Regions from separate parts of the Homo sapiens genome. Here region 1 is linked to region 2. A link is a loop called in an ENCODE intact Hi-C map of the cell type or tissue named here. Cell type or tissue: GM12878. All regions are shown on one strand. Links, peaks and the distances in the headings refer to the core of each region. The heading gives the core; the rest is flanking DNA.

Region 1 (16,318 bases), core at 3,068-11,067, 66 kb after region 2:
ATTTATAGAAATACCAAAATTTAGGCCGGTTATATATATATATATCTCATATATATGAGATATATATATGTTATATATATATATATCTCATATATATGAGATATATATATATGTTATATATATATATCTCATATATATGAGATATATATATATGTTATATATATATCTCATATATATGGGATATATATGTTATATATATATCTCATATATATGAGATATATATATATGTTATATATATATATCTCATATATATGAGATATATATGTTATATATATATCTATATATGAGATATATGTTATATATATATCTATATATATGAGATATATGTTATATATATCTATATATATGAGATATATATGTGTTATATATATCTATATATATGAGATATATATGTGTTATATATATCTATATATATGAGATATATATGTGTTATATATATCTATATATATGAGATATATATGTTATATATATCTATATATATGAGATATATATGTGTTATATATATCTATATATGAGATATATATGTGTTATATATATCTATATATGAGATATATATGTTATATATATCTATATATGAGATATATATGTGTTATATATATCTATATATGAGATATATATGTGTTATATATATCTATATATGAGATATATATGTGTTATATATATCTATATATGAGATATATATGTGTTATATATATCTATATATGAGATATATATGTTATATATATCTATATATGAGATATATATGTTATATATATCTATATATATGAGATATATATATGTTATATATATCTATATATATGAGATATATATGTTATATATATCTATATATGAGATATATATATGTTATATATATATCTATATATGAGATATATATGTTATATATATCTATATATGAGATATATATGTTATATATATGATATATATGTTATATATATGAGATATATGTTATATATGAGATATATGTTATATATAGTTATATATTATATATATTATATGTTATATATAGTTATATATATTATATATTATATATATTGTTATATATTATATATAATTATATATAATATATAATATATAAATAATAATGTTTTGTTTGAAGAGAATATTGTGCAGCTTTAAAAAAAAAAAAAGCTGAAACTGACAGTTTATTCCTATGCTCCTGCCTGTAGAATTCTACCAAACACTCCTCCTTGAACTCCTGTGCTGCCATCTTCTTCCCCCCGGCAGCCTCTCTGTTGTCCCTGTCCCTGCACAGTTATCTGCAGTATCCCCTAAGAGCTCATGCCCCAAACCCTGTGCTGGGGCCCTCCTGGAATTTCTTCAAAACCATGGAACATTTTGGAGCTTAATTTTTTTGGCACGTTATTTTTAAAAACCTGTTTATCAGCATGCCAACAGTCATCTGCCTATCAGAAAGAATGGTGCTGGGCAAGATCACCCTCATGTGTGTAGGACTTTCCTGTCTCTAGATGCCTGATGCAAAGAATGAAACCATATTTTTTCCCTGCTTACCTCTGTACCATGAACATTGTTTTTTTATTTTTTAAAGTCTTGAACTTCTTTTCCTCTACTGTCTCTCAAACCAAATATTTGTAGAAGAGTTCCACCCAGGGGCAACATGGCTGTCAACATTCATAGAAACAGGTCTCTCTAAACATTAAAGTGAAACCCAAAGTATAACTGAAATCAACTTGTGGTCTTCTGGTAAACTTAAAACTTATTTCCAAAGGCCGGATGTGGTGGCTCACGCATGTAATCCCAGCACTTTGGGAGGCGGAGACGGGCAGATCACCTGAGTTCAGGAGTTCGAGACCAGCCTGACCAACATGGAGAAACCCCGTCTCTACTAAAAATACAAAAAATTAGCCAGGCATGGTGGCGCATGCCTGTAATCTCAGCTACTTGGGAGGCTAAGGCAGGATAATCTCTTGAACCTGGGAGGCAGAGGTTGCAGTGAGCTGAGATCGCCCCACTGCACCCTAGCCTGGGCAACAAGAGCGAAACTCTGTCTCAAAAAAAAAAAAAACAAAAAACTTATTTCCTCCTAGCATTTCAGTTTTTTTCCTTTCATCAAATAAATTAAGTTGTCATAGAAAGTAAATTAAGCAGCCAGGCACAGTGGCTTACTCCTGTCATCCCAGCACTTGGGGAGGCCGAGGTGGGCAGATCACGAGGTCAGGAGTTTGAGACCAGCCTGACAAACATGGTGAAACCCCGTCTCTACTAAAAATAAAAAAATTAGCCAGGCATGGTGGTGCACACCTGAAATCTCAGGTACTCAGGAGGCTGAGGCAAGAGATTCACTTGAACCCGGGAGGCGGAGGTTGCAGTGAGCCGAGATTGCACCACTGCACTCCAGCCTGGGCAACAGAGCAAGACTCTGTCTTTTTTTTTTTTTTTTTTTTAATAAGTAATCCATTTGCTGTGGCTAAGCTCACTTGATTTTTTTTTATAAGCTCATGTCACAACTCACTCATGTCACATGACACAGGTAACTATTACCTCCTTGCTACCACCTCTCTTTTATTTTTGGTAATGTAGAAGAATGGAGTGAGTAAAGCAAACCTGTAGATAATCCCAATATCCTACTTTTATCTCTATAATTGCCCTTTCCAGCCCTTAAACCTTTTCCATAATAAACGCATAGGAAAATGAATGAACACACTTAAAGCTGTTCAGCCTCTGGAATAGATGTTAATGAGTTTGAAAAAGAACAAAAGGCCAAAGGAAATCAATCAAAGGGCAACAAATAAGTCAGTTCAAAATAAGTGAATTATTTTTCCTTTTACTATCCAAAATAACATTATATGGTATATGAAATTTGTGACAGTGTTAAAAAAAACATTATTATGACCAGGTGCAGTGGCTCATGTCTGTAATCCCAGCACTTTGGGAGGCCGAGGTGGGCAGATCACAAGGTCAGGAGTTCGAGACCAGCCTGGCCAATATGGTAAAACCCCGCCTCTACTAAAAATGCAAAAATTAGCCAGGCATGGTGGCGGGTGCCTGTAGTCCCGGCTACTCGGGAGGCTGAAGCAGGAAAATCATTTGAACCTGGGAGGCGGAGGTTGCAGTGAGCTGAGATCGTGCCACTGTACTCCAGCCTGGGCAACAGAGTGAGACTCCGTCTCAAAAAAATAATAATAAATAATAATAATAAAAACATTATGTTTTTACTGCTCTCTTCACTTGAAAAACCATTGATACTATTAAATGTACACAGCATTAAATAGTGAATCACAAATACATAAGGGCCATTAGTTATCACTGCTTATATTCCCCCATATACCAGGGTCCTCTTGTGGCACTAGGGACAGACACCAAGTTAGGCAAAGTGTAGGAACAGCTCTTGAGATGTGTATTCTAGTAAAAGGGAAGAGAAGCTATGCAGGAGTATTTAAGCATGTAATTCTTTTTCTCAGTTCCACAGTTTAATCATAATTTTTCCTCATTATTAAAGGAATTAAGCAATGAATTCGTTTTTTAGCAACAGAAAATAATGAAATGTAACCTCAATAATGTTTGGTAATGATATTGATAGTGCTAGTTATTGATAGTGATTTTTGGACACACTTAGGTCTACAATAAATTGGTGTTCATTATTTTTTGTGCTTTTCAAAGAGTAAATCTTCCCCTTTTGGGGAGATAGCACTCAGCCATTTTAAGATAATAGTAATCTTTTCTTTTCTTTTCTTTTTTCCTTTCCTTTCCTTTCCTTTCCTTTCCTTCCCCTTTCCTTCCCCTTCCCCTTCCCCTTCCCCTCCCCCTTCCCCTTCCCCTCCCTTCTCTTCCCTTCTTTTCTTTCCTTTTTTTCTTTTCTTTTTCTTCTTGAGAAAGGGCTCTGTTGCCCAGGTTGGAATGTAGTGGCACAGTCATAGCTCACTGCATCCTCCAACTCCTAGGCTCAAGAGAACTTCCCACTTCGGCCTCCCAAAGTGCTGAGATTACAGGTGTGAGCTACCATGCCTGGCCAATAATAGTAATCTTACTGAAACTTTAGTTAAGGTCCAGAACCTGAAATAAACAATACTGATCATAAGATTGCTAAAATGTAAAAAATAAATTTATCACTACTGGGTGACAAGATTATAACAAGCTAATGAAGGGGAATGAATGGCTCTGACTTGAGGAACTTTTAAAACGTTATCTGTTTCTTGAGCAGATGAAAAACTTGAACTGCATACAGTCTTTCTAGCTGTGAAATTCTATCGTACATTTACCTTATTAAAAAAAGGGAGATCACTTGTTTGTTTGTTGGTTGGTTTTTCTCAGACAGAGTTTTGCTCTTGTTGCCCAGGCTGGAGTGCAGTGGTGCAATCTCGGCTTACTGCAGCCTCCGTCTAAAAGGGAGATCACTTTCTTTGGCTTTTGAGTAATGGTTATAACTAAAAGTAGCGGCAAGATCCAGTAAAAAAATTTAGGCCTTGATGTATCTTATAATTAGTGCTGAGCCTCAGTTACCTCATCTGGAAATGTCTGGTTGGGGAAGGCTGGGGCTGGATTCCAAACTGTGCCCAGAGGCTGCTGAGAAGTTCTGTGGAGGTGCCTTAGAAACCATGTGGCTGTGCTTGAGGGCAGAGATGGCAGAGCTTAGGACCTGGCCTCACTGCAGCCAGCCTCAACAGCACCACTTCCATCTGTTTTACATGAGTTTTTTTTTGTTTTGTTTTGAGACAGGGTCTCATTCTGTCACCCAGGCTGGAATGGAGTGGTATGATCTCTGCTCACAGCAAATTCTGCCTCCTGGATTCAAACAATCCTCCCACCTCAGCCTCCTGGGTAGCTGGGACTATAGGCACATACCACCATGCCCAGCTAGTTTTTGTATTTTTTGTAGAGATAGGGTTTTGCCATGTTGCCCAGGTTGGCCTTAAACTCCTGGACTCAAGCAATCAACCTGCTTTGGCCTCCCAAAGTGTTGGGATTACAGGCGTGAGCCACTGTGCCCAGCCTCCCTCGAGATTTTATTTGAAGAAACAATTTTGTGCCTTTAAAATGTTTGCATATCCCTGGGCTACACATCCTAAAGTTTGGGGGCATATTTGACCCCAAACTGTCAGGAGTCTATGTTAGATAAATGGTATCACCCTTGCTGTGTCATTTGCTGAAGAGTTCCAGGTGCCTACTGGTTCTTTCCCAGATTGTGAGGTCCTGTTTCTATGGATGATGGAAAAATGTATTTATTGAGTTGGATCATTCTTTCTTAAATGTTTAATTTTTTAAATTAATTCATTAGTGCAGGCGGGATGTCTCTTTAAACTCTAATTTTAAACTATATTTAAAGGTATTATCTTAATTCTTTTAAATTCCAACTCACTTATGCACAATTGACCATATTGTTTTTATTGATCATTACAGCAAATCGCTTTCAAAAACCTGGTACAGAGAAATCGACAAAATGAGCAGCAAAACCAGGGCCCGCCGGCTCTGAACTCTACCATTCAGCTGCCATTCATAATCATCAATACAAGCAGAAAAACAGTCATAGATTGCAGCATCTCCAGTGACAAGTGAGTGGAGAACTAGGGATGGGTGCAGGGCTGGCCTTCTGTTAACATTTTCATATCATTTGCAAACTCAAGAAGGATGCACTTTATTAGTTGCACCCCTCAAAGGCTGGCTTCCTTGGGGCACATGAAACACCTCCTGAACCATGGGTGCAATCTTCCACTAGTGTGCGCTCCAACCCTCACCCTCTGTGGTCCCCTGTCTTGTGCCAGGCACTGTGCTGTCTGTATTATATGTGTGTGGCAGTGTCTGGGCCCAACCTATGACGTGCTGCATGTATGTGGTAACTCTGAGCAAGTAACTGTGATAAGTTAGCCCAGCACTGTGGGTCTGGGACAAGGTAGATTCATTGGTGATTCACCGTCATAGTTTATTACGGAAATATTTTAGGTCAACATGTGGCATTAAACCAATTATTTCTTTGTTTTGCTATATCATAGTTATGCATGCTTCTGTTTATTAATGAATGTATGAATAGACATGAAAATGCCTGGCACATTCTTTGCTTCCTTTAAATTGTGTTTTTACATTTTAACTAAGATCAATGATAATATTCATTATGGCAAATAAGAAGTAGCACTTTTCAAAATATAGAATTAATTTGTGATGTATTTTACCATTCATGAAAAAGTTTCTCTCAGTGGTCTTCAGGCTGTGACCAGTACCATAAAAGAGTTAAGAGTATATATAGGGTGCAGAGTGAGACGGATCCATGTACCGCTTATGGCTCCCCCACTTCGCTGCTGCAAAGCTCTGTTTTCTCAAGAACAAATAGGAATGATACTGGGTCCCCTATGACTTCCCAGCCTTGTGAGGATTAAATGAGTTAATGTCTATAATGACTTGAGGTAAGTGTTTTTTAAATGTTAGCTGCTGTTACAAAAGGTCAGCCTATAGTTTATTGTTCAAATAGGGATTTATTAATGCAAAAGAAGACTCTATAATAATTGCGTCAGTACCACAGGCATACCCCAGAACTGTCCCAGGGATACCAGAACTTCCTGTCTCCTAGGGCCCTGACATTGCCCTTGGGCTTCACTGCTACTTGTTTTCCCACTCTTCTTCCTGGCGCTCTTGCGCCCCCTGCCGGTCTCTGTTGTGTCCAGAGATTCCGGGCCACTCCACTAAGAAGGCACACACACAAAAGAAGAGTTAGCCAGGCGTGGTGGTTCACACCTGTAATCCCAGCACTCTGGGAGGCCGGAGGCTAGTGGATCACCTGAGATCAGGAGTTCGAGACCAGCCTGGCCAACATAGTGAAACCCTGTCTCTACTAAAAATACAAAAATTAGCCAGGCTTGGTGGCGCACGCCTGTAGTCCCAGCTACTAGGGAGGCCAAGGCAGGAGAAACGCTTGAACCTGGGAGGCAGGGGTTGCAGTGAACCGAGATTGTGCCACTACACTCCAGCCTGGACGACAGAGCAAGACTCTGTCTCGAAAAAAGAAAAAAGAAAAAAACAGCAGGAATTTCAAAACTATTTGATAATTGAGACTATAGACACAAAAAGAAATAGTAGAGGTTATGAAGTAAACCAGAACCAATAAATTTTTTTTTAAGAGTGGATTCTTGGCCGGGCGTGTTGGCTCATGCCTGTAATCCCAGCACTTTGGGAGGCCAAGGCAGGCAGATCACCTGTGGTCAAGAGTTTGAGACCAGCCTGACCAACATGGTGAAACCCTGTGGCTACTAAAAATACAAAAATTAGCGTGATGATGCACACCTGTAATCCCAGCTACTCGGGAGGCTGAGGCAGGAGAATCACTTGAACCCAGGAGGCAGAGGTTGCAGTGACCCAAGATTGTACCATTGCACTCCAGCCTGGGCAGCAAGAGCAAAACTCCGTCCCCCCCAAAAAAAGAGTGGATTCTCACTGTTCTCACTGTTGCCCAGGTTGGAGTGCAGTGGCTATTTACAGGCACGATTATAGCTCACTGCAGCCTCAAACTCCTGGGCTCAAGCGGTCCCCCTGCCTCAGCCTTCCTAGTAGCCAGGACTGCAGGTGCACACTTCCTTGGCCAACTAAAGCTGATCCATTTTTTAATCTTCTAAGTTTCTTAACCTCTCTGAGATCATGTTCCTTTCTCCACAAAAATAAGAATTATAGTATTTACCTTGCCAGTTTCAAAAAGTTATGGGTAAATTAATATACAACCCAGCCCAGTGGTCAGTAAGTGGTAGATATCTGAATTATTTTCCACACACTTGCAAATTCTTTATAAATATATGTCAAAGAGGACCATTAACATAGTCTCAGAAAACTGAGAATTCAGGCCGGGCACGGTGGCTCACACCTGTAATCCCAGCACTTTGGGAGGCCAAGGTGGGTGGATCATAAGGTCAGGAGTTCGAGACCAACCTGACCAACATGGTAAAACCCCCATTTCTACTAAAAATACAAAAATTAGCCAGGCATGGTGGCACGCGCCTGTACTCCCAGCTACTCAGGAGGCTGAGGCAGGAGAATCACTTGAACCCAGGAGGTGAAGTTTGCATTGAGCCGAGATCGTGCCACTGCACTCCAGCCTGGGCGACAGAGCAAGACTCTGTCTCAAAAAAAAAAAAAAAAAAAAAAAACAACAAAAAACTGAGAATTCTGGAAAATGGTTAGCATCTTTTCAGATAAAAAACACAAAACTTAGCATTCTAGTTACTCTCTCAAATTAGTCTCTTGTTTTGTATGGAGAATTATAAAACTATCTTAGGTTAGTCTCTTAAGTCTAAAAAGAATGATGGGAAAATCTGGGAATCATTGGCCTAGGGTATTGTGGACACTGTTCCCCCAGGCTGGAATCTGGTGAGGCTTCCATCTCTTGGGTGGTCCCTGACTCATGCCCTTTCCTTGGCCTTCCTTTGAGTGGAGGGAAGGAGGCTCTGAGTAGCTTGTACAAGCTTGTTATCCGACGTAGGTCCAAAAACCCTTTCAGTTACTTTGGTGATGCAGTCTTTCCCCATAATTAGCCAAGAGGCTTTCCACAATGAGGATTACATTTACAAAACGATCTGCTTTTAACAGATGCCTGAAATCATCCCTGTGGCAGGCACCCACTTCAGATTTTTTTTTTTAAGTTGTTATTGTACTTTAATCAAATTCATATACTTTAGATTACTTAAATTGGTATTTTGCTTCAAATTATAATTTTTGCTTCTAAGATAATCTGTTATTCAAATTATCTTAGATAGGGTATAAAGTTTTACCCTCACATGATTTTAATAGAATTTCATGACCAGGTGAAACCTACCATTGTCCCCAAACCCTGTCCCTGCAGGGCTGAGGCCCATGATGAAGGTGCTCCAGGCCTAGCCTAGGAGTCGGAAGGACTGTGTCTTCCTTCTTTTGCCTCTTGATTAACGTGTGTTGGGCTGCTGGGAAGCTGGGAATCCAATTTGGGTACTTTCCAAACATATTTGGAAACGTGCTTGTATTACATGTGACATTTTTTCTTAAAACATTTTACTCCTTAGCCTCTCAGGACAGGATTTGGGGTTGTTTTCACTTGTTGAAAGTCTTCTATTTATTGCTTATCTGAAGTAGGCTGTAGCTAACATTTGACTCATGAAAATGAAGTAAGCATTCAAAATGTTTTTTTCCTCAAAGCTAACAGGCCAACTCGGAATAGGGATATCGTAATATTAAAGTAGAAAGGCTTTTCTTTTGTGGCAAAGCTGTAGGCAACTTTGAGAAGTACTGGATTTAGAATAAAATTTCTATCCTCTGTTTGTAACAGAGTTAGGGCTAAAGTTTGTGGGTTTCTATCATCTGTCAGAGGAATGTTGTTTTAATTGGGAAAGTGTTTTATTTGAGATGTCATTCCCCTGACAGAGCAGAATGACTCATGGCTCTCTAAATGGTAGCAATTTCTAGCACTATAGCTGGATTTAGGCCCCCATTCTGTTACTTAAACTATAGAATACAAAACTATTCAGACCTCTCCAGCACCACCAAAAACCCTTTACTTTGTTTCCTGATGCAGGTTTGAGTATCTTTTCAATTTTGACAACACCTTTGAGATCCATGATGACATAGAAGTACTAAAGCGGATGGGAATGTCGTTTGGCCTGGAGTCAGGCAAATGCTCTCTGGAGGATCTGAAACTTGCGAAATCCCTGGTGCCAAAGGCTTTAGAAGGTTATATCACAGGTATGTTAACTGATGCTTTCATGTGTTGTCCCTGATTAAATGTTGAATCCAAACTTGTTAAAACCTTTCTTATAGAAAATTGCAAAATTTTAGAACATCTGTGCTTGTGTCGACAAACTGAAACCTTTAACACTTTAGGACCATTTTTTCAAAAATTAGATTAAATAGTTTGTTTCATAACATTATGAACTTACATCTATACACCACACATTATATACTATTACATCTAAATTGGCTCACTCAGCACTGAATTTGGCTCTTCAGAGAGATCTTGTAATTCCCAGTACCTAGCTTAGAGCCTAGTTAGAGTAAGCTAGTAAAAGCTCAATGAGGGAGTTTTAAAAAATCTTCTCTTAGTGCCCTGTGGATACTTCAAGGGAAACTTTGGGCAATTTACAAAAGAAAGTAGGTACATCCTGGCCGGGCGCTGCAGCTCACACCTGTAATCCCAGCACTTTGGGAAGCCAAGACGGGTGGATCACCTGAGGTCGGGAGTTCGAGACCAGCCTGGCCAACATGGTGAAACCCTGTCTCTACTAAAAAAATACAAAAAATTAGCCGGGCGTGATGGCACATATCTGTAATCCCAGCTACTCAGGAGGCTGAGGCAGGAGAATCACTTGAACCTGGGAGGTGGAGGTTGCAATGAGCTGAGATCGCCATTGCACTCTAGCCTGGGCAAGAAGAGTGAAACTCTGTCTCAAAAAAAAAAAAAAAAAAAAAAAAGTAGGTACATCCTACTTCCCTCTAATGGAAAATTTAGTATATCTATTATCTGCCCATACATAAAAACATTTGATTAATTGAATTCAGAGAGGAGGAGTGGACTGAAAGTTTAAATGTCAGGGGAAAAAAGGGCAGAACGGGGTAAACCTGGATTCACATTTGTGTACGCTGCTCCTCTTTACAGTAAAACTTCTCAAGTTGACCATATTTACTGTTCCTTCTTCCTCTTTCCCCAGTCTTAAATTGTTCTTATTAAATACTGAGTAGATACAAAGGTTGTTTACGTCTGTAGACTCTGAAGGGTCACAGTACAGTAGACCCCCATGAATCCAGCACCCAGCTGAGGAAAGCACATTACTGTTCCAGTCCACTGCATGCCCCTGCCCCAGGCTCTGTGCCCTTTCCCACCCCTCAAATATAACCATTCTCTTACATTTCATTGTCATTCACTTGCATTTCTTTAGAGATAAACCAAAATGGTAAACTGGAAATAATGTATTATTTAGTTTTGCCTACTTCTGGCCTCTATATAAGTGAAGTCATAGTAATATACTCTTTGGTGATTTGATTTTTTTTCACTCGATATTATGTTCTTTAGAGTCATCCATGTGATTTAATATAGATATAATTCATACATTCTTACTCCTGTGTAAAATTCCATTATATGAATACATCACAGCTTATCTGTTTATTTTACTGAAAATAAACTGTTTGTTTCCGATTGCTTGATGTTAAAATACAGTGCTGCTTTGAACATTCCTATACATGTATCCCAGTGACCACATGCAAACGTACAGATTGAACTTGTTAGGTCAGAGTTGGGTACATCTTCAGCTTTACTAGATGATACCAAAAATTTTCAATTTGATTTTACCAAATTACACGTTCCCCAGCAGAGTAGAAGTGTTCTATTTTCCTAATCAGGTGGGTCTGAAATGATACCATTGTAGCTTTTCTAAATTGAGATTGAATTCACATGCCATAAAATACACCATTTAAAAATGTCAGTTCAGTGATGTTTTGGTATATTCACAAGGTTGCTAATCATCACCACTATCTGATTCCAGAATATTTTAATTTAAAAACCCAAAAAGAAACCCAAACCCATTAACAGTCTCTATTCCCCCATTCTCCCTCAGCCCCTGGCAACCACTAATCTACTTTGTGTCACTATGGATTTGCCTATTCTAGAAAGACGCTTTATGTGAATGGAACCCTACAGCATGGGGCATTTTGTGGATAGCTTCTTTCACTTAGTGTAGTGTTTCAAGGTTCGTTCATGTTGTAGCACCATCAGTATTTCATTCCTCTTTATTGCCAAATACTATTCCATTGTATGGATGGACCACATTTTGTTTATCCATTCATCAGTTGGTAGATATTTGGACTGTTTCCACTTTTTGGCTATCTCGAATGATGCTGCTGTTAACATTCTTATAAAAGTTTATGTGTAAACATATGTTTTTATCTCTAAAAACATATACCTACGAGTGAAATTGCTGGGTCATATGGTAACTCTGTGTTTAACATTTTAAGGAAATACCAAACTGTTTTCCAAAGCTCCTGTACCATTTACAGTCCAACCAGTGGATAAGTGTTCCAATTTCTCCACATCCTTACTTACTTATTTAGAGACGGAGTCTCACTCTGTCGCCCAAGCTGGAGTGCGGTGACGTAATTTGGCTCACTGCAACCTCCACCTCCCAGGTTCAAGTGATTCTCCTGCCTCAGCCTCCTGAGTAGCTGGGATTACAGGCACCTTGCCGCTATGCCCGGTTAGTTTTGGTATTTTTAGTAGAGACAGGATTTCACCATGTTGGCCAGGCTGATCTGGAACTCTTGGCCTGAATTCACCTGCCTCAGCCTCCCAAAGTGTTGGGATTATACATGTGAGCCACCGTGCCTGCCCTCCATATCCTTTTCTACACTTGTCACTATACATCTTTTGAATTATAGCCATCCTCACAGAAGTGAAGTGATATCTCGCTGTGATTTTTGTGGGGGGGGTGGGGCAGGGTGGTGGTGGAGGGGAGAGAGTCTTGCTCTCCAGGCTGGAGTGCAGTGGCGCAATCTCTGCTCACTGCAGCCTCGAACTCATGGGCTCAAACGATCCACCCACCTCAGCCTCCTGAGTAGCTGGGACCACAGATGTGTGCCACCATGCCCGGTTAAATCTTTTTTTTTTTTTTGATATGTTTGGTAGAGATGGGGTTTTGCCATGTTGTCCAGGCTAGTCTCAAAGTTCTGAGCTCAAGCGATCCACCTGCCTTGGCTCCCACTGTGATTTTGATTTGCATTTCCATAATGACTTCTGATGTTGAGCATCTTTTCATGTGTTTATTGACTATTTGTATGTCTTCCTCAGAAATATGTCTATTCACATTGACTTTTTTTTTGAGATGGAGTCTCTCTCTGTTACCCAGGCTGGAGTGCAATGGTGCAGTCTCAGCTCACTGCAAGCTCCACCTCCCGGGTTCAGGCGATTCTCCTGTCTCAGCCTCCCAAGTAGCTGGAATTACAGGCGCCCACCACCACGCCCAGCTAATTTTTGTATTTTTAGTAGAGACAGGGTTTCACCACGTTGGCCAGGCTGGTCTCGAACTCCTGACCTCAGGTGATCCACCCGCTTCGGCCTCCCACAGTCCATCCTTTGCTCATTTTTAAGTAGAGTTACTTGTCTTTTTATAGAGTTGTAAAGTTATACTGAGTATACTTGAAAACAGAAGCACTATGTTTTACATGTCCTATAATTAAGATTTTTTTCACTAATTTAGAAATCTTCCTGATTTTCCTAATTCCTGAAAATATTACATATTTTGTAGATACAATTTGACTATATAGGTTGGGTGCGGTGGCTTACGCCTGTGATCCCAGCACTTTGGGAGGCTGAGGCAGGCATATCACTTGAGGTTAGGAGTTCAAGACCAGGCTGACCAACATGGCAAAACCCCATCTCTACTAAAAATACAAAAATTAGCCAGGCATGGTGACACATGCCTGTAATTCCAGTTATTTGAGAGGCTGGGGCAGGAAAATCACTTGAACCTGGGAGGCAGAGGTTGCAGTGAACGGAGATTGCACCACTGCACTCCAGCCTGGGCAACAGAGCGAGACTCTGTCTTTTAAAAAAAGAAATGAATATATAAGCAGTGTTTTTGCCTTTGCTTTCTTTTGTTTATTTTATTTGTAAGTATAACCATCTAGAATTTCACATCGCTTTTTAAAGGCATTTTAATACTAGGTCTAAGATACATTAAATCCAATGTAAGCAAAAAGGTAGCTTTAATTTTGTTTTATTCTATGATTTGGTCCTTTGCTCACAACAGAAGAGTTTGTTGGCTGAGATTTGGTTTCTGTTTTAGTTCTTCGGTTGGCACCATTCATCCCCTGCAAGGGCCCCCCGCCTCTCCTTGCCCCTCAGCCCACCTGTTCCGTCTCCCCACCCAGCTTTCCTCTCTCCACGCTCTCCAGCCTGGGTCCTGCTGTGTCATTGGAAGGCCAGCAGAATCTGAATAAAGGGCTTACTCAATAAATCACCAGAACTTTATTTTAGCTTACTCCCAGTGAAAAGGCTCAGGGCGATTAGGCAGGCTCTGTGGTTTTGATCTCTTCGTGACCTCATTTGCAGACTGGGATACAGACTTTCTGGTTAGTTCAAAGGAAGAAACATGTGCCTCTCGTGTGTAAAGGGGCAGAATGGCCTGGGTGGGAGTGTGAGAACCATTGTGTGGATCCTGTGATAATAGGAAAGAAATGTAGGCTTTTCCAATTCATTGTAAAAAGAGAATGTAATGTGTTATGCTCACAAACAAGTAAATAGCTGTGTTCTGACAGAAGGTTTCTATAGTTCTATATACTAATTAATATTCAGCACAAGATTCTGGCTTTAATTTTATTTTCTTGTACAGACTTGTCGTTATTTAATGTATTTAAAGTCTGCTATTCTTCTTAGACTTGAAGTCTCTTTTTTTTCCCAGCTGTCTCAAAGAAAAAGGTTCATAAGACGGTTCTAAAATTAGCATAGTCATTTAGTTTACTTTTTTCCTACGTGGGAATGGCCTCTTGTTTGGATACCAGAGTTTCCAATCTAAATCATATAGTTTCATTTTTTTGTATAGTAATTGCAAAAAGATTTTGATTCAATTAAATCATAGCTCATTTTGGCAGATTACATTTTCTGAGTATGTGTTTGGGCTTATAGAATTTCTTTTTAGGAATTACTTTTAATGTATCTACCACTTATTTTGTAAAGTGGCAGCTGACAGAGACTATACTCATTCATTCAGTAACTTTTTTGTTTTTTTGTTTTTTTTTGTTTTTTTTGAGACAGTCACTCAGGCTGGAGTGCAGTGGCACGATCTCAGCTCACTGCAACCTCCGCCTCCTGGGTTCAAGTGATTCTCCTGCCTCAGTCTCTCTAGTAGCTGGGATTACAGGCATGTATCACCATGCCTGGCTAATTTTTGTATTTTTAATAGAGATGGGGCTTTGCTATATTTGCCAGGCTGGTCTCGAACTCCTGAGCTCAATCTGCCCGCCTTGGCCTCCCAAAGTGCTGGGATTACAGGCATGAGCCACCGCGCCCCGCCACATTTAGATCTTACATGTTCCAGTTACTGCCTTCTTTGAGCTAACACTGTAGATGGGAAGATAAAAAGTATTAAACCAGTAAAATTACAATAAGAATTGATCAGTGTTGTCATAGGATAAATGTGGTATATGTATAGAAAAGAAGATGGCAAGGAGATATCCAAAATATTTTCTTTTCTTTTTTTCTTTTATTTTTTGAGATGGAGTTTCGCTCTTGTTGCCCAGGCTGGAGTGCAGTGGTGCAATCTCAGCTCACTGCAACCTCCGCCTCCCGGGTTCAAGTGATTCTCCTGCCTCAGCCTCCCGAGTAGCTAGGATTACAGGCATGCACCACAACGCCCAGCTAATTTTGTATTTTTAATAGAGATGGGGTTTCTCCATGTTGGACAGAACTCCCAACTTCAGGTGATCCGCCCTCCTTGGCCTCCCAAAATGCTGGGATTATAGGCGTGAGCCACCGTGCTCAGCCCAAACTATTTTCTGTAGACTAAAACAGTAACGTCTGTGTCTGCCTCATTAAAAACATGACTGCATGTGACCTTTTTAAAATAAGAGCTAGTTGTGGGGTGGGGGGAGGGGGGAGGGATAGCATTAGGAGATATACCTAATGCTAAATGACGAGTTAATCGGTGCAGCACACCAGCATGGCACATGTATACATATGTAACTAACCTGCACATTGTGCACATGTACCCTAAAACTTAAAGTATAATAATAATAAAAAAAATAAAATAAGAGCTAGTTTGAATTAGAAAGCAACAGACACCAGGAAAAATCTTGTCAGGAAAAAGAATAGATATTTGATGAGTAGCAGCATTGAGTTCACCAGCAGCAGGCACCTGAAAAGACATTGCGGCGGGGGTTTTGGCCAAAACATGTCTGTCTGCCCTCTAAGCAGGGTGGCCTTCTTACCTCATGTATTTCTGATTTGATTTTCTCTTTTCCCACTTCTGGCTTTGGCTCTCAACACCACAGTCCAGGTCTTTTGTGCTGAGGGCAGAAGGCATTGAGGGTGGTACACTGGGATGTATCCCATGGGCTGTGCTCTGGAGGGCTTATCTAAGAAAAAGAGTAAGAAAGTGCCTTTGAGTGTTTTCATTTGAATACCTTCTCTCCGTAAGCTGCCTTCCCGTATTTTTTTTTTCCTGCTCTTATGTTCTAGAAATTTTTTTTTCTTCCAAGAAGATGAAGAAACCTGGGTTCTTGTCACAGCAAGAGAATTGTCTAGCTGTCATGAAGAATAAGCTTAGCTCTTGCTTTTCTGTGCTTTCCTCAGACTGTAACAACAGCAGCCACAGAACTTGCAGGACCGACATTTTTTGTTCTCATTTTTTCCTTTAGATATCTCCACAGGACC
Region 2 (16,318 bases), core at 3,803-11,802:
CTCATGAGTCTTACCATTACAAGAACAGCACCAGAAAGACCTGCCCCCATGATTCAATTACCTACCACCAGGTCCCTCCCACAACACATGGGAATTCAAGATGAGATATGAGTGGGGACACAGCGAAACCATATCAGTTAGAATCTCAGTTTTACCACTTGCTAGCATTTATGCAAGTTATTTGATATTAGTAAGCCTACGTTTTCTCATCTCTCTCAATGAGGCTTATGAGTGGTTTATGGGCACTTTTGACCAAGGAGATGTAATGAGGTTGCTGTTAGATGGGGGAGACAGTCAAATGAGACTCTTGATTAGACATACTATTGTCTCAGTGTACTCTGAGTGCTGAGTGAAGACAGACCTTGAGACAGCCATAAAAAGATAGAAATTTAATCCATAAATGCAATTAGTTCAAAGTAGGTTTTTGTATGGCATGCTTAAAGATTTGGAGGCAGGAACTACTGAAAGTTTTTAAGCAGGAATCCATATGTTCCACTTTTCCCAAACAGCTCCTAATTATTTATGGTGTGCCCCTTTCACTCCTAATGGTAATTCAGTTTAGATAATAAATTATGTAATCAGTCACCTTCTGAAACAACAGTACAGCAAAAGAGATGGCTGTGGTTGAGCCATTTAGAATACAAGTAATAAGAAAAAAATAAAGGAACCACTCCACAAGTTTTGGGGTGGAAACAGAGAAGGAATAGTCTTTATAAAAGCCAAGAGAAGGCTGGGTGTGGTGGCTCACACCTGTAATCCCAGCACTTTGGGAGGCCAAGGCAGGCGGATCACGAGGTCAGGAGATCGGGACCATCTTGGTTAACACGGTGAAACCCTGTCACTACTAAATATACAAAAATTAGCTGGGTGTGGTGGCGGGTGCCTGTAGTCCCAGCTACTTGGGAGGCTGAGGCCGTGAGAACCTGGGAGGCAGAGCTTTCAGTGAGCCGAGATTGCGCCACTGCACTCCAGCCTGGGTGACAGAGCAAGACTCCGTCTCAAAAAAAAAAAAAAAAGCCAAGAGAAGATTGTTGTAATAGTATTAAGAAGATGGGATTTGTAAGATCAGCAAGGCCAGATACAGCAAGGCTATGGAGCATAAGCACACATTATTAGATTTATCAAGGCAGAGCTCATTGTCTGCTTTAGACAATGCAGTTCATTTGAGCAGTTGGATAGAAGCCAAATTGGGTTTTTGTTTTTTTGTTTTGTTTTATTTTTTGAGGATAAGGACAATGTCTTGTTTATTTTTCTCTCTCTAGTGCCTAACTGTGGTTGTGTCAGAGGTACTTGGTGCATTTTTGAAGATTTAATAATTAATTAATAGTTGGTGCAGGCCAGGCATGGTGGCTAACACCTGTAATCCCAGCACTTTGGGAGGCCGAGGTGGGCGGATCACCTGAGGCCAGGAGTTTTAGACCAGCCTGACCAACATGGAGAAACGCTGTCTCTACTAAAAATACAAAAAAAATTAGCCAGGCGTGGTGGCGCATGCCTGTAATCCCAGCTACTCTGGAGGCTGAGGCGGGAGAATTGCTTGAACCTGGGAGGCGGAGGTTGAGGTGAGCCGAGATCACGCCATTGCACTCCAGCCTGGGCAACAGGAGCAAAACTCCGTCTCAAAAAAAAAAAAAAAAAAAAAAGTTGGTGCAAAAGCTGAGATAGTGGCTATAGATACCACACTAAAAAATTTTAGTGATTAAAGAGAGATGGGAAGTATGATGTTTTTAGTTTGGTTAGCAGTTAGAAGGGAACAATCTCTGCATTTGAAATGTTAAGATGAACTCAGTGGGAAGAGAAATATTAAAGTTTCTGAAGAGGGAAGTAAGTTTGAAAGCTAAAGCCCTTGTTGCCTACAAAAGACCCTTTTGCAAAGTGGACCCTCCTGGTTCAGTTATCTCACCCTTTGGGATTCTGTGTGCCAGCTGAGCCAACTAATTCCTTTCATGTTAAACTAGTTTGAGTTCGATTTCTGTCCCTTATAACTAAACAAATACTTGAATTTGGATGAAGTATTCTGACTCTAATGCTCATGCTGTCTCCACTGTACCATATTTCTTCTCTAAGGCTAAAGGTATTATCTCCAAAATTTTGTCCCTCCCTAACTTGTGGGGGCTTTAGTGAACTATTTCTGTCCTCTCTAGAATCTTTGCTTTCTTTCCCTCCTATAGATCCCTCGCCACGTAGCTCGTGTAGGCCTCCCTTATCTTTGTGAAGCCTTAAACTTAATTCTGTGGGCCCCACTAAGTTGTGATAAAGCATGCATAGGGGTTTTGGTAGAAGATAACGTTAACACAGGTAGATTGGAGCTGGGTCTATGTTGAAAAAAATTTGGATTACTAATTTAAGTGGTTTGCCATTGATTTCTAGATCAGAGATGTTTAATAGAACTTTCTTCAGTGATGGAAATGTTCTATATCTACAGTGTTCAATACAGTAGCTGTTAGCCACATGCAGCTCCATAGAGCACTTGACATGTGGCTAGCATGACTGAGAAATCAAATTTTAAATTTAATTTTATGTATTTATCTATTTTTATAAGACAGAGTCTCACTCAGTCGCCCAGGCTGGAGTGCAGTGGTGTAATCTCGGCTCACTGCAACCTCTGCCTCCTGGGTTCAAGTGATTCTCCTGCCTCAGGCTCCCAAGTAGCTGGGATTACAGGGGCCTGCCACCATGCCCAGCTAATTTTTGTGTTTTTAGTAGAGAGGGGTTTCACCATGTTGGCCAGGCCAGTCTTGAACTCCTGACCTCAGGTGATCCACCCGCCACAGCCTCTCAAAGTGCTGGAATTACAAGCATAAGCCACTGCGCCTGGCTGATTTTATTTAATTTTAATCACCTTAAATTTAAATGGCCACATATGGCTAAGGCTACCATTTTGGATGGTATAGCTCTAGACATCAGAAGTTATATTTCTCATTTTGTTTTGTTTTTAAACTGGGAGAATGATATATGTTAGAAAAAAAATGGAAACAATGTGGGCATTTGGGTGGTGAGGATGAGGCAAGAAGAAAATCACTTTCTGTTCTTGATATTAATGCCTTTAACAAGGATGAGGAACCTAGGAGGATGAGTGGGTTTGGGAAGGTAGACAGGAAGTTCAATACTGAGTTGAGATTATGGGATATATAAACAGAGATGTCCAATAGGCATCTAAAGAAGAGTTTACAGCAGAACAGAAAAAGCCAGGGCTAGAAGTATAAATTTCTGTAGTCATCTTTGTAGAGGTGATAAAGCTATAGAATATAGGTCACATCCTCTAGAGTGGGAGTGTAGATCTTGAAGAAAAGAGCATTGAGCACAGAACTCAGAAAAATGTGCATATTGAAAGAGTCGAGCTAAGCGTAGTAGCTCACACTCGTAATCCCAGCACTTTGGAGGGAGGCAGGAGGATCACTTGAGCCTAGGAGTTCAGCCTGGGCAACATAGCAAAACCCTGTCTCTATAAAAAATACAAAAATTAGCCAGGCATGGTGGTGCACACCTGTGGTCCTGGCTGCTTGGGAGGCTGAAGTGGGAGGGATCACCTGAGCCCAGGAGATTGAGGCTACAGTGAGCTGTGATCACACCACTGCACATCAACTCCAGCCTGCATGAAAGAACAAAACCCTCTCTCTCTTAAAAAAAAAAGAGAGAGAGAGAGAAAGAAAAAAAGTGGAAAGAGGAAGAGCAGCAGGCAAACAGGAAATATGAAATATTTACTATGCAATGTTTTTAAGAAATTGGCACCTAACCATGCAAGTGATAGCAGAAAGTTTTTGCTTTAGGTGTAGTGCTTGTCAGGAAGATTCAATATTTTACTTGAAAATGTAAGTACAGGTACAATGTAACTAATTTCTACTGCTTCATTATATAGATCTGATAGATAGTTTTTATTTGGCCAATGCCTGCCATCATTACACTATTATAGTGTTATTTCTGCCTATAGAATCATAAATGTGTCTGTTAAATGGGCTTAATATTTGGGCAGATTGCCAATAAATGTCACAAACTCCAGTCCAAATAAATCAGTTTATAAACCTAGGAGAATGTCCAGCTACCTTTGGTGTTTTCCAGATAATCAGTAGTTGTAATTAATGATGTTTAAATGGATTTTCTACATAAGATTAAGGAGAAATTGTTTGACACAACCTATATAATCTGCATTTTTATCATCTGAGTGGGAAGTCTTATTACTTTCCCCACACTGTGTCATACACTTGCAGAAGAACATAAAAGGTAGTGATTATGCTACGTGCCAAGAAAGACATCAGAGCAGATTGAAGGGGTGTAGTATGAGTAAAGAATTTGAGACCAGAGAAAAGGCTCTGGAAAGGAAGGCAAGCATGGAGAAGGAAACTTGAAGGAATAGATTGGCTGAAGGTCAGATCTGTGGAGTAGACAGTAGGTAACAGGTCAATTTGTTGCCCAGCTCAGTGCCTGATACATAATAGGTGCTCAGTATTTATTGAAGGAAGGAATGGGAAAAGGAAAATTCATTCTGCAAGAACAGTAGAATCCTACTTTGGCCCCACCTTATTTTATTTGTCACTTGACCTCAGTTATCACATCTTTCTGACCTTGGGTTGCTGTTAGGTTTATTGTTAAAACATACACTAAATAGTTTATATTTTAACTTGTAATTGTTGTCTAGCTCTGGACAATTGGAGGGCCGGGGGGGTGCTCTCCTATTTAGAGAACACGGGAATACGCCGGGCGCGGTGGCTCACGCCTGTAATCCCAGCACTTTGGGAGGCCGAGGCGGGCGGATCACGAGGTCAGGAGATCGAGACCATCCCGGCTAAAACGGTGAAACCCTGTCTCTACTAAAAATACAAAAAATTAGCCGGGCGTAGTGGCGGGCGCCTGTAGTCCCAGCTACTTGGGAGGCTGAGGCAGGAGAATGGCGTGAACCCGGGAGGCGGAGCTTGCAGTGAGCCGAGATCGCGCCACTGCACTCCAGCCTGGGCGACAGAGCGAGACTCCGTCTCAAAAAAAAAAAAAAAAAAAGAGAACACGGGAATATACTTGAGTACTTGGATGTTTAATTTCCTTTTGTTTTAAGACTATAACAGAGTAGGTGTGACCATATCTAGCCCCTGAATATTCTGGCCTTGGGTGACACAGGTGAGCACTTCTAGCTGATCTGACAGGTTAAAGGTGTACACTTATTTTCTCTGTAAGAAGCGTCATCTGGTAAGATGATCAAGAATGGTGCAAAGCAGGATGGGGAGTTTAAAATTGTTTCCAAATGTGGGAATGTAAATGAATATAAACATGTAAGATTTTAATATACCAAACTGATCAGATTCTGTGTAATTTCCAAGTTTCTTTTTTCTTTCAAAACTCCTCTGAAATCTGACTGTCCACAAAAACTTACTTTATAGAATTTTATGTGATTTATTTACTCAGATATTATACTGACCTCACATCCAGTAGTGAAAACAGATTTTATTGTAGAATCTGGAAAGATAGAGGGCCATATAGGTTGTATTTTCAGTTTTGTTTATACTAACACGTGTTTACAACCCAGTTTAATTTACACCCTGTATTGTATTATTGTTGTCATATCTCTGTATGCATGTAAGTATAATATGTGTTGGCAAAGGAAAATTTTGAGTAAGAAGAAGCTCTCTGATCTATTTGATTCAATATGTATTTGAGTGTCTAACAGACACTGTTTTAGACACTGGTGATACAACACTGAACGGAGCACCAAATACTTTACAGCGTCTCCTGGAGCTGTTGTCAAGACATACTTTCCAAGGGGAATATTTCAGAATAGGTGATAACTAGTCAACGAAGGAAAAGTACCTTAGTCATCTAGGAGAGTTGTACTTAGAGTGAACTGAAATAAACTAAGCTCACGAAAGACAGAGATTTTTTGTTTGGCTTTTGTCTGTTGCATTCACTACTGTATCTCCAGGGCCCAAAATAGTGCTCGGCTCATAATAAGTATTCAGCAAATATATGTTGTTGATTGGAGTGTTTGTTTTGAATTTCTGTAATCAAACACATACCTTGGTAAATTATCTTTACATCTTGCTAGTTGAAAATTTTATCTCAGTTGCTTTGTTTTTAATGTTACCTTGCTTTTTGTTTCTACTTGTGCCATACATCAGGATGCTGGAAAAGCTTATTAATATTGACAGTCATATGGTTATCTGATATTGAAAAGAATAGATTTGGAAAGGAACCTAAGAGGTCATCTTTTGTTCAGCTTCCTGCCTAGGAAAACTAAGTAAGATGATTAGGTATGTATATTTAATTAGTCATTTAAAAAAAAACCAGGACAACATAATTGAGTTCCCTCTTGAGAAAATGGAGAAAGGTACTTAACCCTAGCTATAAAGGGACTAACCTGGAAATTTTAGAACTTCTGTGTGGGAAAGTGGAAAAAAAAAAAAAGCACAACTAAGCTGCTCTTTGTTGATATCAGAAATGGGCCTGTCATTCATTTTGGCATTGAAGCATAGCCTCCTATCTCGGGGCAGGACTGGGACATTTTTTTCCTCCCACAAGAGCTGGACAGTTATTACAGGTTCAAAAAGCCCCGACCAGTTTTTCAAGAGTTTCTCCTCCTCTTTTCCCCCTGAAACTCGTGGTGCTTTTGCTCTGCTTTCAAGATGCATTAAGTCTCCTGCTTTGTGACTGCTTTGGAGCCAGCAGATACTCTGATATGTATAATTCAAATTATGCAGGTTTCACGAGTAAGTTTAATCTTATTTTTTAAGTTAGTTAAAAGGCAAGTGATATTTAGAAAAATGTTAACTTGTAGTTATTTCACCCTTTTTACTTTAAGCATTTTTATTGCTTCTCGGCCTTTTGGCTAAGATCAAGTGTGTACTTTAAGCATTTTTTAAAATAAAAATATCCTTTTAATTTAATAAGAAAACAAGGTTCTACATAGAAAAGCCCCTTCATCTAAGACCTGCACTTTTCAATTTCTTTTGAGATGTCTTTGTTGTAAACAGTATTCATATGTCTTTTGAAAGCCAGTTAACTAAACAGTTTTCTTGAGCATCTTTTTAGTTTTACTGAGAAGTATTTTAAATTGAGCTTTTCTGAGCTCGATTGCTTACGTCTGACACAGTCTCAAGTTTCCACTGAATGGTAACAAAGACTGTAGAATGTTGTTGGTACTGCAGTGAGAGGCATGCTTCCTTAGACCAGGTAAGAGAGATCAGTTTGTTTCTCACTGCTGGGTGAGTTTTTACAGCTCTTATTTTATATTCTTTAAGCAGCAGCAATATTAAATTGATAAATAGCCAGGAGCACGCTGATTTCAAGACGTCCTTGCTTGTTGCAGACAGAAAAACTACAGGGTTATGTATGGGGGTTGGGGTGGGGGGGGAGGGGAAGAATTAGTTTATTACTCAGTTACTTATATAAATTAATTAAAATGTGAAAATAATTCTGGAGCTCAGTTTTCTTAATTCAGGAACTAAAGCAGCAGTTGAGGAAATCAGTAATTTTAAAGGTACTTCATGGTTATTACTTGTGAAAGCAATTCAAAGGATAGTTTTTACTTTCATTTTTTTCCCCAGTAGTTAATAAAATAAGCTTTGCCCTTAACTAAACATTTTTTCCACTTACGAAAACTTTTAAATTGCCAACAGCAAAATATACTTCCCAAGGATCCTTGGAAATCAACCTGACACTTGAAAAATATTTCAGCTTTTATAGCTGTTTCATTCCTTTTTTTCCCTAGTACATTTTTCTTAAAAGTATTTGTGCTTTGAAAATGTCAGCTGTATTCTAATGAAGCTTAGGCATTGTTTGCTCATAAAGGGGCCGGTGCATTCCACTGCTTTATGGTTTATTATGAGGCACAGTGTGAGAGTGTGGGTGGCACCATTTGGTGTCTGCCTCTTGGGGTAGTGACTGCCATTATGTTAGCCTTGGACTGGCAAAGAAAATATAGCATACAAGATGCTATATGAATCTGGATACTGTGAAGAAAATCTTACCCCTAAACAATTCTTAATGACCCCGGAATATATGACAACTTGATTGAATTGATCATTTCAATTATACCCTTGAAGTTTGCATTTTAGTTACAACGTATATTCTATTAGACACGTCTTATTTTTTGATATATAATAGCATTTAGTCATTCTTTGAAGTTCAATAAGGAAGTGAATGTTTCTAAACTATGATGTTTTTAATAGATACAGTGAAATTTTAAATAATACATTTACTTAAAAAAGTTTTAAGGAACTTAGTGTGGGTGGGGAGCGGGAGTGGGAGAGGGAGAGGGAGAGGGAGAGGAGGTCAGGCAGAGAGTCTTTCTTCTTTCAGTTAGGAAAGCCCTGGTGAAGAAAAAAAGCAACAGATGTTTCTTCTGTTACAATTGAGGTTGTTTCATTCAAAACTCAGAGTAGCTGGAATGGAGAGAGGAGGTCATAAATCTGATTTAATCAGTGAATAAATAAAATTTAGTCATTTAAAATTTATTATTTTATATTCAGGAATTGAAAGTCATAGAGTAACAAAATGAGTAACATACCCAATATTTAAAAAAAAACTTTAAATATTGCCTGTAGCCTGTATAATTAATGAAAATGTGAGAAAATTAATTCTGTTGAACTTCACTTAAGGAAAAAATTGATAATTAAATCATATAGACCATTTTTTTAAAGCCTAAGCCATCTAAAATATAGAGGAAACAGTTGCAAAAGTTTATCACTAGACAGTAGGTACAAAATCTCAAAATGAAAATAAAATGAGAAACATCAGTTACATATGTTGATAGATGATTTCATCTTCTGTGAGAAGCTGAGGCTTATTCCTAAGACCTTTGCATAAGAAATATGGGAGTAATATTTTGGGTTTAATTGAAATGATATGTTGCAGTTTGCCTCTAAAAAGAAAGATAATAAGCTTGGATTGGTTGCTAATGGAAAGAGGAGAATGTTTATCTGCTGAAAAGAGTAGGAATGAAGAGTGTGGAAGCATTATGCGTGTAATGAAAGCAGTCAAAATTTTGAAAAACAGTTTTTGAATTTTTGGAATTCATAATGAGGAAAGTGAAAACCTTTCCTTTTACAAGTAACACAAAGAAGTCCTATGCTGTTGTATAATGTGCGTGTATACACATTACAACTTTATTCATTTCTTAAGTTTGCTCTTGAAAAATCAGTGCTGAGCACCAGCTCTTTCACATATGAGGCACTTATTCAATATTTGCCATACCCTACACTGGAAAATTCGTAGTAATTTACAGTAGCCAATAAAGTTTTTGAGCTATAGTTTAAAATTTGCATATGGATTAATTATTATACAGTTTTCTAAATAATTGGCCTAAGGAGAGAGAAGGCTGGAAAAGATATCAACATTCAAGCAGATTATTAAAAATTCCTCTTGCTGTTAGCTAAGATCTGTGGGCTTACCTGAAGTTATTTTTTTGTTGTTTTTTTTTGTTGTTTTTTTGTTTTTTTGAGACGGAATCTCGCTGCAAGCTCTGCGTCCCAGGTTCACACCATTCACCTGCCTCAGCCTCCCCAGTAGCTGGGACTACAGGCGTCCACCACCACGCTCAGCTAATTTTTTGTATTTTTAGTAGAGATGGGGTTTCATCATGTTAGCCAGGATGGTCTCAATCTCCTGACCTCGTGATCTGCCCACCTCGGCCTGATGGTCTCGATCTCCCGACCTTGAGATCCGCCTACCTCGGCCTCCCAGAGTGCTGGGATTATGGGCGTGAGCCACTGCGCCGGCCAGAAGATTTTCTTTTCTTCAAATAATGATGACCAAATTTAGAGATTTTGAAGTTTGTTTGTTTTTTGAGATGGAGTTTCGCTCTTGTTGCCCAGGCTGGAGTGCAATGGTGTGATCTCGGCTCACTGCAACCTCTGCCTCCTGGGTTCAAGCGATTCTCCTTCCTCAGCCCCCCAAGTAGCTGGGATTACAGGCATGCGCCCACACGCCTGGCCTTTGAAGTTTATTGAATCATTATTTCAATTAAGATTCAGATTCTAAAACTTATCTATGTACATTTTGCTTATCTTAAGGAATAGCAACATGTAATGGTTGAGGTTTTTTCTCTCTAAAATAAGTAAAACAATTTACATGGACTTTAAAATGGATTTACAAACTATAGATTTGCCTAAAGAACTTTTTTTACAATTCTGATCAAAGAACAGAAATTTTGATGGAATAGACAGGCTTAAAAAAAAGTTGGTCACTCCACATGTAATACATAACTGTGACAGCATCATAGATTGTGATTATAAAAAATGTGTATCACTTACAATTATAAATGTAGACATGACAATAAGTTACTTAACAAGGAAAACAGTATCAGCAACAGCAACAAGGACATAGTTTGGACTCCTAGCCCTTCAAATTGAGAAATGAAGACCAAAATCAGTTGAATTATTTTAAGATGAATTCCCACTGCCTCTGTATGTGTAAATTATCTTGGAATTATTGAATGTGTGGTCAAATTATGGTTGAGAAGAGCACATTAGTTTTAGCATATATGGAGTATAGAACATAGAGAGTATAATTTTCTATATTATATTGTTGATTTATACTCTATGAGAAACCAAACCATTCAAGTTTGTTACCTGGAAATTGGTTGGGAGTGTCTGAAGGAAAAAACAAACAAAAACTTTCCTAATTCATCTGCCATTTAGAGGTAATTCCTTAATTGTCTTTAATTTCTAGTAAATACTTCCAGTCATAATCAATTTAAATATTAAATTAAATCTTTTTTTTTTTTTCTTTGAGACAGAGTCTCGCTGTTGTCGCCTGGGCTGGAGTGCAGTGGCACAATCTCAGCTCACTGTAACCTGTGCTTCCCGGGTTCAAGCAATTCTCCTGCCTCAGCCTCCCGAGTAGCTGAGATTACAGGCGCCCGCCACCAAACCCGGCTAATTTTTGTATTTTTAGTAGAAACGGGATTTCACCATGTTGGCCAGGCTGGTCTCGAACTCCTGACCTCAGGTGATCCTCTGGCCTCGACCTCCCAAAGTGCTGGGATTACAGGCATGAGCCATTGCACCCGGTCTTAAATTAAATATTTAAAATGTATACTGAAAGAAGACTTCAGGAGTACCTGAAGTTCTTGCTTTATGTATGAACTCTTTATCACAAAACTGAGGTCTTAGAGGAACCTGAGCCTTACCTATTTATTGTAACCCGATTCAGAATACCCAGAGAGGTCAATGATTTAGCCTTTTTTTTCTGCCTTATATATACATATGCAACTAGAAATAACAGCCACCTTGAAATTTCTCATCTCTGGAGTGGAGTAAGAGGGGAGATGTGCCTGATGCCTATATTTCTCTGAAGAGAAAACCTTTTACATTGTTGAGGAGCAGGTAGACCAGTATGAGTATGGTGCTTTGAGTATATTATGAATTAACTATGTTTTGTGAACTGATCCAGGAACCTGTCATGTAATTATGTTGTTTCTTTCTACCAAGTTTCAAGAAACCAATTTTCAAATGAATTTTTACATGGTAACTCTAAAGCTGGAGACTATCAACCGGGGACTTTGGTTTTGGCACTTTGCTCACTTGTAGTGAAAATTTGGCAACTCTTGGCAATTTCTCTGACAGAAAAATGAACAGACCACTAAGTGAGCACTTACTGTGTGCCAGGTAGACACAGTAGAACTTATTTATAAAAGTTCTCAAAAATCTTTTAATGGGCTGGGCATGGTGGCACATGCCTGTAATCCCAGCACCTGGAGAGGTAGGCAGATCACTTTAACTCAGGAGTTCAAGACCAGCCTGGGCACATGGCAAAATCCTGTCTCTACAAAAAATACAAAAATTAACTGGGCATGGTGGCACGCACCTGTGGTCCCAGCTACTCGGGAGAATGAGGTGGGAGGATCCCTTGAGCCCAGGTCAGGGCTGCAGTGAGTGGAGATCATGCCACTGCACTCCGGCCTAGGCAACAGAGCAAGACCCTGTCTCAAAAAAAATTTAAAAATCTTTAATGGATAAATTTTTAATACAAAGAGATTTTGTTGACATTGATGTCTAACTTTAAGATTTCTTGCATTTCACAATGTGATTTAAATGTAGCTTCAGTAATAGCCCTCAAGTAGAATATATTGTTGAGATTATAATATCAATAACTTACTGCAGTTTTGAGTGAGCTACTTAGTGCATGGTATTATAAAACAACGATCCCCTCTTTTATTTGCTAAGGAGAAGAACTGCTTTGGAACTCTTAATTCATGGGTGGTCCTTGGTCCCTTTGAATTTGTATCCTAAAGTTTTACGTTTATTTTAAGTACCCCCCAGCCAGGCGTGGTGGTTCACGCCTGTAATCCCAGCACATTGGGAGGCCGGGGCAGGTGGATCACTTGAGGTCAGGAGTTCGAGACCAGCCTGGACAACATGGCGAAACCCTGTCTCTACTAAAAATACAAGAAAAAAAAAAAGCCAGATGTGGTGGCACACGCCCATAATCCCAGCTACTCAGGAGGCTGAGACAGGAGATTCACTTGAACGCGGGAGGCGGAGGTTACGGTGAGCTGAGATCACGCCACTGCACTCCAGCCTAGGTGACACAACAAGACTCTATCTCAAATAAATAAAAAAACTTATTTTAAAAACCCAACTTTTTTTCTTTTTCTTTTCTTTTTCTTTTTTTTTTTTTTTTTTTTTGAGACGGAGGGAGTCTCACTGCGTTGCCAGGCTGGAGTGCAGTGACACGATCTTGGCTTACTGCAACCTCCGCCTCCCGGGTTCAAGCAATTCTCCTGCCTCAGCCTCCTGAGTAGCTGGGACTACGGGCGCATGCCACTGCGCCCGGCTAATTTTTGTATTTTTACTAGAGATGGGGTTTCACCACGTTGGCCAGGCTAGTCTCAAACTCCTGACTTCGTAATCCACCCGCCTTGGCCTCCCAAAGTGCTGGGATTCAGGCGTGAGCCACCTGTGCCCGGCCCAGGAACCCAGCTTTTTAATTCAAAGTCTGTCTGCAGTCATGGTCACCTCTTATAAATATTAGAAAAATATCTCACTTAACTGTAAATTTAAAAGGATTTATCTGTTACCCCTGTCTGGCTACCCTCTCGGACTGTGAGCTTCTTCATGAGAGTAATTTCCAGTGAAGTACTCTTGGGTATTTGAGTACTCATAAATTCTGATCCTTGTGGTTGCACTCAGCTGTCTTGATCAACTCTAGCCATTCAGTGGCTGTTGGTATGAGATAAAATGTGCTGCTTTCTGTGCTTTCTCTTTTACTAGGCCTGTAAACAGTGTCTGTGTGCCATCTGGTGGGTGTATTGACTGTTGTGATGGTGCTAACAGTGGTGATTGAAAATGGGCTAAACAGTGAAAAAATATAACACTTAAGAACAAGAAACAGAAGAAATAAGGGTCACTCAGACTCTTTTAAAATGAGAATAGAAATAAGTTCAGTGTACTAGAGTCCACTTGCATTTCGTTATTTCCTTAATTTGAACAAAGAGTCTTACCAGACCATAAGAATCATCTGAGGCACTTAAAAATACAAATTCTCCACCTAATTTTTGAATCTTTAGGTGTCCAGTGGAGCTCAGGAGTGTGTGTTTTGAATAAGAGACACCTCTCTTCCCTTTGTAGTGAATCTTGTGATCACTCATATTTGGGAAGAACTGCCGGGAAGGATTGGGAGGATCAAGTTGTTTGAGGACATACAGTAAACTTCCTCAATTATTAATCAGAAGATACATTTCAAAACTAGGAAATTTTAGTTGAGCAGGTGGAAGAAAAATGAGAAATTGAACAATTAAAAAGTTTCCTTGACTGAATATGCTAACAGAAAAAAGATTTCAAAAGGACATATTTTAACTAAAGATAAAGAAGCCAATGAAAAACCAGCAGTATCAAACCTACAGATGAGACAAATGTTTTTGGGTGAACACTTAAAAAATTATTGAAGGAGAAGGGCCCTGCAAGTGACCTTAGTGATTTCTAAGATCTTTTAGGTTTGATGAACTAAATGAAACCAATTATAATATTCCAGATACCAGAGCTTGAATTGAGGAGTTTGCTTAAGCAATGAGGAGATACTGTTTAAATCTTGCAATGTGGTAAGATGGAGAAGAAAAAATGTTTTTCTCCTTTCAAATTTAAGAATTTAGGGCATTCATGGTTCTAGATACAAGAAAAGGAGGGAGCTAGCTAATCGTTTTTAGAAAGTGTCCCCTAAGTGAAAATGTTCAACAAAGCCAAGAGAACAGGTTTGATCTTCTAGGGAAAGTATGTAGGAAAGACTGACATATAAGATTTATTCATTTAGAAATATGACCATAGAGCTATAAATACACTTAATATTATGGTCATTTCAAGGATCCTTTGGAAAGATTCTGGTTAGGTGATCCATTTGGGTGAATCCTGAAAGTTCTCTATGTTCTGGCAGCTGCAGAAACATTCAGGCTTTTCCTTCCGTGTATGTGATATGTAGGAATGTGCGTGTCAGATTTTCTGTCCTTATCTTTGCACAATGGGATGCCTGATCTCCATTTAGAACCAAATAGAAAGAGGAAGGTTCCAGAGGTCACTTTAACCATTATACTTTGGAGATATTATGAACTTTTTTATCTTCTCTTTGTCACCCATCCCAATTATAGTGATGTTGAGGTCATTCAGTTAAAAAGTTTTGTAATAGTGATTAACTTTGTATTTAATCTTAGTGACTTTTGGCGAACATGGTTCAGTACAAATGCATCAAAATAAAACATAACAGTGGTGTAATGTGCATGTGCAGGTAGGTAATACTAGTTAGTAAATAAAGTGAAAACTATTTTTTTTTTTTTGAGACAGGGTGTTGCTTTGTCACCCAGATGGGAGTGCAGTGGCATGAACACAGCTCACTGCAGCTTCGACTTCCTGGGTTCAGGAGATCCTCTTGCCTCAGCCTCCCATATAGCTGGGACCATAAGTGTGTGTCACTACACCTGGGTAATTTTATTATTTTTTTGTAGAGATGAGGCCTTACTATGTTGCCCAGGCTGGTCTTGAATTCCTGGACTCAAGCAATCCTCCTGCCTCAGCCTCCCAAAGTGCTGGAACTGTAGGCATGAGTCATCACACCTAGCCTGAAAACTTTTTTTTTTTTTTTAAAGAAAAAGGTATATGAGTATATTTAAACATAAAAATGAAGGAAGTCAGAGTAACTGCAAAGTTTGTTTTTATTTCATTTACATAGGTGATGCTGTTGACCTACAGAGCCTGAGTTACTTTCTTCTTTCTTTCTTTTCCCCCCCGAGACGGAGTCTTGCTCTGTTGCCCAGGCTGGAGTGCAATGGCACCATCTCGGCTCACCGCAACCTCCACTTCCCGAGTGCAAGCAATTCTCCTGCCTCAGCCACCCAAGCAGCTGGGATTATAGGCACACACCACCACTCCTGGCTAATTTTTTATATTTTTAGTAGAGGCAGGGTTTCACCATGTTGGTCAGGCTAGTCTTGAACTCCTGACCTCCTTATCCACCCACCTTGGCCTCCCAAAGTGCTGGGATTACAGACGTGAGCCACCGTCCCTGGCCCAAGAGTTATTTTTGAAATACAGGTGATAGATATCCCCTGAGTCATCCATATCCTTTCTCCCTAGTCTACTTTGTTTTCAGTGGCATATATTGCTTTCTAGATGGCTGGCTAAAATTAGAAATACAGTCTTAAGGTTGTGAAATCATTTCTCTTTGCAAAACAAATTGCCCCTTCTAGAATTGACCTGTGACTTGACCTCTTCAGTACTGTATTTGAAGCTAATTGATAGTCTTTTACAGTAGTTATTAACAGATAGTTAAAAGGTAGTACAGGAAGGAAGGAAATGCTCTGACACTACTTTCTTTTTCTGACTCAGCTTATTCTTTTGTGGAACTGTTAATCATGAATGAAACAAAACCATGGGGAACTGACATATGAAGAGGCAGATCAGTGGAGCAGAATAGAAAATCAATAAATTGACCCAAATAAGTAAACTCAAGGTTGCATTTCATATCAGCATGGAGTGGATTATTCATTAAAAGTGGCTAACTCAGGGGGAAAACCTTGGATCTGTCACTTCTTATATCAGATAACTTCCAGGTGGGTCAAGGATTTATAATTTAAAATGAAGGCTTTAAAATTGTATAAGAAGATGTTGGGGGGGGTGTTTAATATAATCTTAGTATACATTCTAACTGCTGATAATTAATTTATAAGAACAGCATATCCAACTGGAAATATAAAACCTATACGATAAGTAAAATGCAGCATGTTTAAAGTGCATGTATAAAGTACACTTCCAGGGAGCAAAGGTAAATTTAGGAAAACCCTGGCAATTAGTCTCACTTCCTTCATTTTTATATTTAAACACACACAGGCCTTTTTAAGTTTGACACA

Evidence for each region. Hi-C counts contacts between places; a loop is a spot of excess contacts. Peaks named below come from ENCODE experiments on the same cell type or tissue, not always from the same donor. Only the 100,000 strongest peaks of a DNase experiment are listed, where the experiment ranks them.
Region 1: a loop joins it to region 2, with 2.1 times the contacts of the local background. A loop is called at or near these places in 3 of 110 quality-filtered maps.

Annotation. Positions count from the first base shown.
Region 1 is chr3:141,953,001-141,969,318 of GRCh38, reverse strand. It overlaps TFDP2 (transcription factor Dp-2), which reads left to right. Exons shown (of 13, transcript NM_001178139.2): 10 at 5,356-5,507; 11 at 9,479-9,645; 12 at 16,303-16,318. Among named protein-coding and RNA genes, the nearest start is that of ATP1B3, 85 kb to the right of the region's middle. In GM12878, for the core only: a CTCF peak has its summit at 6,595 (motif pointing left); a DNase peak (open chromatin) is centred at 6,558.
Region 2 is chr3:142,019,416-142,035,733 of GRCh38, reverse strand. All of the region lies in intron 3 of TFDP2 (transcription factor Dp-2), which reads left to right. Among named protein-coding and RNA genes, the nearest start is that of TFDP2, 120 kb to the left of the region's middle. RefSeq lists enhancers at 6,401-6,450, 6,857-7,358, 13,263-13,322 and silencers at 7,745-7,794, 13,013-13,307. In GM12878, for the core only: no CTCF peak of the experiment used is centred there; DNase peaks (open chromatin) are centred at 6,523, 7,103 and 7,805; H3K4me3 peaks cover 2,382 bases; H3K27ac peaks cover 1,991 bases.